Linked DNA regions of Homo sapiens: region 2 is linked to region 1. Evidence: chromatin loops called from intact Hi-C (ENCODE). Cell type or tissue: Caco-2. All regions are shown on one strand. Each heading gives the region's core, and the rest is flanking DNA. Links, peaks and the distances in the headings are about the cores only.

Region 1 (2,809 bases), core at 231-2,730:
CCATTGCATTCCAGCCTGGGCAACAAGAGTAAAACTCCATCTCAAAAAAAAAAAAAAAAAATGCAGAATGGGTAAAAAGAGGAGGTGACTAAAAGGAGGAAATTTCCAGGATGCAGAAAGAAAAAGAAATGGAGCCACGGGAGTATTTCTTAAAGGACTCAGGACTCTTAATCTGGATTTCCAGGGGCCACAGCAAATCATTATAATGTATTTCTCAGGCATTGTGGTGAAAACAACATGGACTTTTAGAAGCATGCAGACCTGTGTGCAAATGTCTGCACTTCCACTTACCAGCTATGTGACCCAAACAAGACACATCATCTTTCTGGACCTAAGTTTTCTCATCTGTAAAATGGGGGTAACAATCACAGCTAGAACTCACTCATAAGCTACTTGGCAGGAGCAAACATGACAGTGAACACAAAATACCTCGCAGTCCTGATGCACAGTAGGCCCTCAACAAAATGGTAATTGTTATTACTGCGCTTAATAACATCCACGGAGCGCCTACGAATATCTACATAGTATGCTCTGGGCACACAAAAATAAATTAAATAGGTTCTTACCTTCAGGCAAGAATTTGTGGCTTTCGAATCTGAAAAGAACCCACTAAAATACAGAGCAGACTTGAACAAAGGTTATAATGAAATACAAACACACACTTGTGGGAGCCCAGACAAAAGAGTGAGTCACACAGGCTGGGTTCAATTGAAAAGGCTTCATAGAAGTCATATTTGAGCCAAGCCTTGAAGGATGAGTAGGATGTTAATAGGTAGGAGAGGAGGAAAAAAAAGACAGAGGATTGGCATCCAACACTGAAGGAAGCAGTAACAGGAGCTATAGAAGTTCAAGGGTAGGGCAAACAAAGGGCAGAATAAGGGGTCTGGTATAAGCTCTGTGAGCATTCCTGTGTCAATCCTGAACTCCCAGCAGAGGGCCAGTCCCTTAGGTGACACCCAGATATTTTGTGGAAAGCTAGGCTGGAGGAACTTCTAGAAGACACAGAGACTGGGGCCAGGGGATGAAGAGCTTTGAAGGCAATGCTAAGGAGCCAAGTCTTCATTCTACAGGCAGGAAGGCAAGGACAGGAAGGGCAGAAAGCAGGAGAGACTTCAGAGGTCAAATAAACAGTGTGTGGCAATTGGAAGGATGTAGGAGGGGAATGGAGAAGAGAGAGCTTTGCTTAAGGCTTTAAGTGTGGGAACCTATCTTTTTGAACTGAAGCAATTCTGTGTCTAGGACTATCACTGATAATATTAACAAAGTCAATGTTGACCGCAGAGAAACCTTTGACAGTAGCCCTAAGAATGGGATGGGCTGAGGCCGGGTACAGTGGCTCATGCCTGTAATCCCAGCACTGTGGGAGTCCCAGACAGCCGGATCACGAGGTCAGGAGATCGAGACTACCCTGGCTAATACAGTGAAACCCCTTCTCTACTAAAAATACAAAAAATTAGCTGGGCATGGTGGCATGCGCCTGTAGTCCCAGTGACTCAGGAGGCGGAGGCAGGAGAATTGCTTGAACCTGGGAGGCAGAGGTGCAGTGAGCTGAGATCGTGCCACTGCACTCCAACCTGGGTGACAGAGCTAAGACTGTGTCTCAGAAAAAAAAAGAAAAAAGAAGTAAAGAATGGGATGGGCTGCCCCATGGGCATGAGTGGGCACGGCAACCAAAGGCTTCTAACAGAACCCAGAAGAGCCCAAGCTTAAAGCACAGACAAGCTACAGTGTGACCTTGCAGAGCTCACTTCACCTCTCTGTGTCTTAGTTTTATGACCTAGAAAATAGTGTCAGCTGCAGTATATCTTTGTAAGGTTATCATGAAGATGAAAAGAGAAGACATGCGTAAAGGATTCAGAATGGTTTGCTGAACTGGCACATACAAAGTGTTTGGTAAATATTACCTCCTATCATTCCTATTATTTTTCTTATTGTCCACCAAGGATAGTGAAAAATGAGTACCAATGTCCCAAATGACTCACTTCCTAAGTCTATGATCCCTGTGTTGGAAGAAAACTAAACCCTATGGGCGTCTGGTAAAGGGAGACGACCCCAATCGACTGATTTTTCATAGACGAACTAGATGGTTTGTGATGAGTAATGATAAGAAGAAAAAGAAGGATGAACAACTGTAACTGAAATAGGGTTGTGATGAAACAAAAGTGCCTACAAATCAATTAACTATCCATATTAAGAGGAGGTGCCTATCACTTAGAACAGCATATTAACAAGCACTGGGGAAATACTTAGTGATGTGGATGCCACCTGCTAGTTACGTATAAAGTCCCTTAAGACAAGTGAGCCCAGATTAAGCTCCACAGGTAAGCCCCTTTGGTGGATAGAGGGTGGGGGTGCTGCTGGAGGCTCAGCGTGGTACCCAGTTAGGCAGGGACATGAAGGAAGAGGTGAGGAAGGGCAGCAGGGAACTAACCAGGGACACTTTCTTTTCTTTTCTATTTGAGACAGAGTCTCGCTCTCTCCCCCAGGCTGGAGTGCAGCGGCGCAATCTCGGCTCACTGCAAGCTCCGCCTCCCGGGTTCACGCTATTCTCCTGCCTCAGCCTCCGGAGTAGCTGGGACTACAGGCACCTGCCACCACGCCCACTAATTTTTTTGTATTTTTAGTACAGGCGGGGTTTCACCGTGTTAGCCAGGATGGTCGCGATCTCCTGACCTTGTGATCCGCCCGCCTCAGCCTCCCAAAGTGCTGGGATTACAGGCGTGAGCCACCGCGCCCGGCCAACACTTTCTAATACGTAGGGAAGGCTCGGGGCGCGGGGGGAGAAATGCAGAGATGAAATGGGCACATG
Region 2 (2,809 bases), core at 137-2,636, 110 kb before region 1:
GCATGTCTAAAACATTTTTTTTTTTTTTTTTGCACAAAGTTAATGAAATAATTATTTTTTGGTCATACCTTGCACGGAAAATCTGCCAATAGCATTTGACATTTAGACCCACTAGGCATCTTAAGTAGCCTGCTACTCACAAGACCTACCTTTTCCCACTGCCCTATTTTACAAACACTCTTAGCTCTGTCTCCTGCTCTCCTCTCCTCCAGGAAGCTGGAGAACAATCCACGAACAGTAGTGACTAAGATGGCCCCTAATGACCATATGCTTGTATTATGGCCTTCCCTTGAGTATGGGCAGGATCCATGAATGGGATGGAATACATTCCTTTGATTAAGTTATGCTGTGTGGCAAAAGAGATTTTGCAGGTATAAAGTCCCTAATCAGTTGACTCTGAGTTAATCAAAAGAGAGCTTTTCCTCTGTGGGCCTGGCCTAATTAGGTGAGCCCCTTCAAAGAGGGTCGGAGGCTGTTCCTGAAGACAGAGATTCTTTGGTTGGGTTTTGAAGAAGCAAAGGGCTGTGTTGTGGAGAGGGCCACACATAGGAAACAGTGGGTGGTCTCCATGAGCTTGCAGCCTCAGTGCTCTCCCTGCATGAATTGAATTCCACCAACAGTTAGTGAGTTTGGAAGGGGATCCCAAGCCTCAGGTGGGACCATAATCAGGCTGACCCCCTGAGTACAGATTTGTGAGACTCTGAGCAGAGAACTCAGGAAAACCAGGCCTGGCCTCCACAGAAACTGTGGAATGACAGATATGTGTTGTTTGAAGCTATTAAGTTTGTGGTAATTTATTACGCAGCAATGGAAAATGAATTCACACACCTGTGAAACCTTGCATAGTATATGAATGGGTTCCCCCAGAGGTGGGCTGAGCCCCACCTGAAACCGCTTTGTGGAGGAGGCCCCCAGCGTGTGGGGGACAGCTGTGGCTCTGACCCCCACACAGACCTGCTCCTGTGCCCTAGGTCTGTGACTTACTAGTTCTATGACCTTGAGGAAGTAACCTGACTCTCTGAGGCTCTGTTTCCTTATCTGAAAAATGGGTATAACACCAGTGCTTACCCCACAGAGCTGTGGCAGAGATTAAAAGAGACAACACTCAGAAGGCAGTGAACCCAGGGCCTGGCACACAACTCACAGTGATAGAAGTTAGCTTTGGTATTATTGAAATACACATTCCTGTTCACTGGCCTCAGTTTACCTATTTCCAACAACAAAAAGGGTGGAGTGGAAAGGTTCTGAGCTGCCTTCCCATTCTGACGCACTTACAGAGTCTTTGCTTAATAACTCGGCAAGTCCTTGACAAACTTTCCATCCCTTCCCCACCCATGTGTACGGCAGGCACTCCCAAGTCACCAGCTTCCAGAGCCCCACGCTGGTCCATCTAAAGCCAGAATGCTGAACTTTGTGACTGAGTGCTTGCAACTGTTGTCACTATTCAGATAAGCACATCCTGCTTTCTGTTTACCGACCAGTTAAAGGCACAGAGGGGTACCCGGCAATTGTGCGGCACTTGGTGAAGGCGCCTCCCACACACCTGTGTCTCCCAACCCACCCAGCTCCTGCAGCCCTCTCAGGAGCAGAGCTCAGGCTAGTGAATATACCAGCAGGAATACCCCAGTGAGATGGGGAGAAGTGGCTAAAAGTTACTAGAATGCTGTCGCTGCCAAGTTTTATTTTAGCCCTCATCAATCCAAACCTTTATTCCTGAATTAAGTATTCTCCAGGGACGTTTCCAGGTTTGCAGCTATTTCCTCCTAATGATTCTAGCCCAGCACCAAGCACATTTCAACTTTCTAAATGACTGGAAGGCTTTGAACGTTGACCACAGGCTGCCCCCACTGCCCCCCGCAATCATCTTGACCCCACCTAAGAATTAGTACCATGCTTGAGAAAAAAAAAAAAAAAAGCTATTAATACATCAATGCCTTCTAATCCTCTTGGTTAAACATGAAATGACAACTGAAGATACACATCATGGAATGGCCCTGTTGTATCTGCTGGGGTGTATGTAGGTGTGTCACATTAACCTAAAGAGGTGGATTCCAGCTTAACAAAATAAATCCACTCAAAGCTCCACTCTGATCAAAGGGAATTATTCTAAGAGACAATCATACCTGATGAGATAGCACCTCCACATCACAAGTCAGACAACCTAATGGAATAAATGACAGTAAATTGTAAATACTGTATACTTTCCTTTCTAAAGGTGTGTTTTCAGAGGTACGGCAATAAACATTAATGAATAACATTTATTGGGCCCCTACTATACACATATGACACGTAGCATACTAGGTCCATAGTGATTATGTACAATTGACACAAGGCCCTCAAACACAAAGCAAACATTTATTGTGGTCTAGATATTGTGTAATCTATTTGTTCTCATATAACTCTATGGAATTTTGTTTTTCCCCTTTGCATTCTTCTTCTTCTTCTTCTTCTTTTTTTTTGCAATTGACTAATAATAATTGAATGTATTTATGAAATATAATGTGATATTTTGAGAAAAATTAAATTAAGCTAGTTAATATATCCATCACCTCACCTACTTATCATTTTTTTGTGTGTGTGGGTGTGGTGAGAACATTTGAAATCTCCTCTTTCAGCAATTTTGAAATATATAATACATTATTATTAACTGCGGTCACCATGCTGCACAACAATTTACTAAAACTTCTTCCACCTCTATCCTGGAATTTCTTAAGACTGATTCAGACTGTAATGTGCCTGGGAATCAACGTATTCCTTAAGGAAAACTCTAAAACCATGACATATTTAAGCCTACTGTATGAATTAGAAA

Evidence for each region. Peaks named below come from ENCODE experiments on the same cell type or tissue, not always from the same donor. Only the 100,000 strongest peaks of a DNase experiment are listed, where the experiment ranks them.
Region 2: a loop joins it to region 1, with 8 times the contacts of the local background. A loop is called at or near these places in 7 of 110 quality-filtered maps.

What each region holds. Positions count from the first base shown.
Region 1 is chr3:71,257,543-71,260,351 of GRCh38, forward strand. The region is part of intron 5 of FOXP1 (forkhead box P1); the gene reads right to left. Among named protein-coding and RNA genes, the nearest start is that of FOXP1-AS1, 31 kb to the right of the region's middle. In Caco-2, for the core only: no CTCF peak of the experiment used is centred there; a DNase peak (open chromatin) is centred at 1,309.
Region 2 is chr3:71,151,647-71,154,455 of GRCh38, forward strand. The region is part of intron 6 of FOXP1 (forkhead box P1); the gene reads right to left. Among named protein-coding and RNA genes, the nearest start is that of FOXP1-AS1, 140 kb to the right of the region's middle. In Caco-2, for the core only: no CTCF peak of the experiment used is centred there; DNase peaks (open chromatin) are centred at 1,465 and 1,945.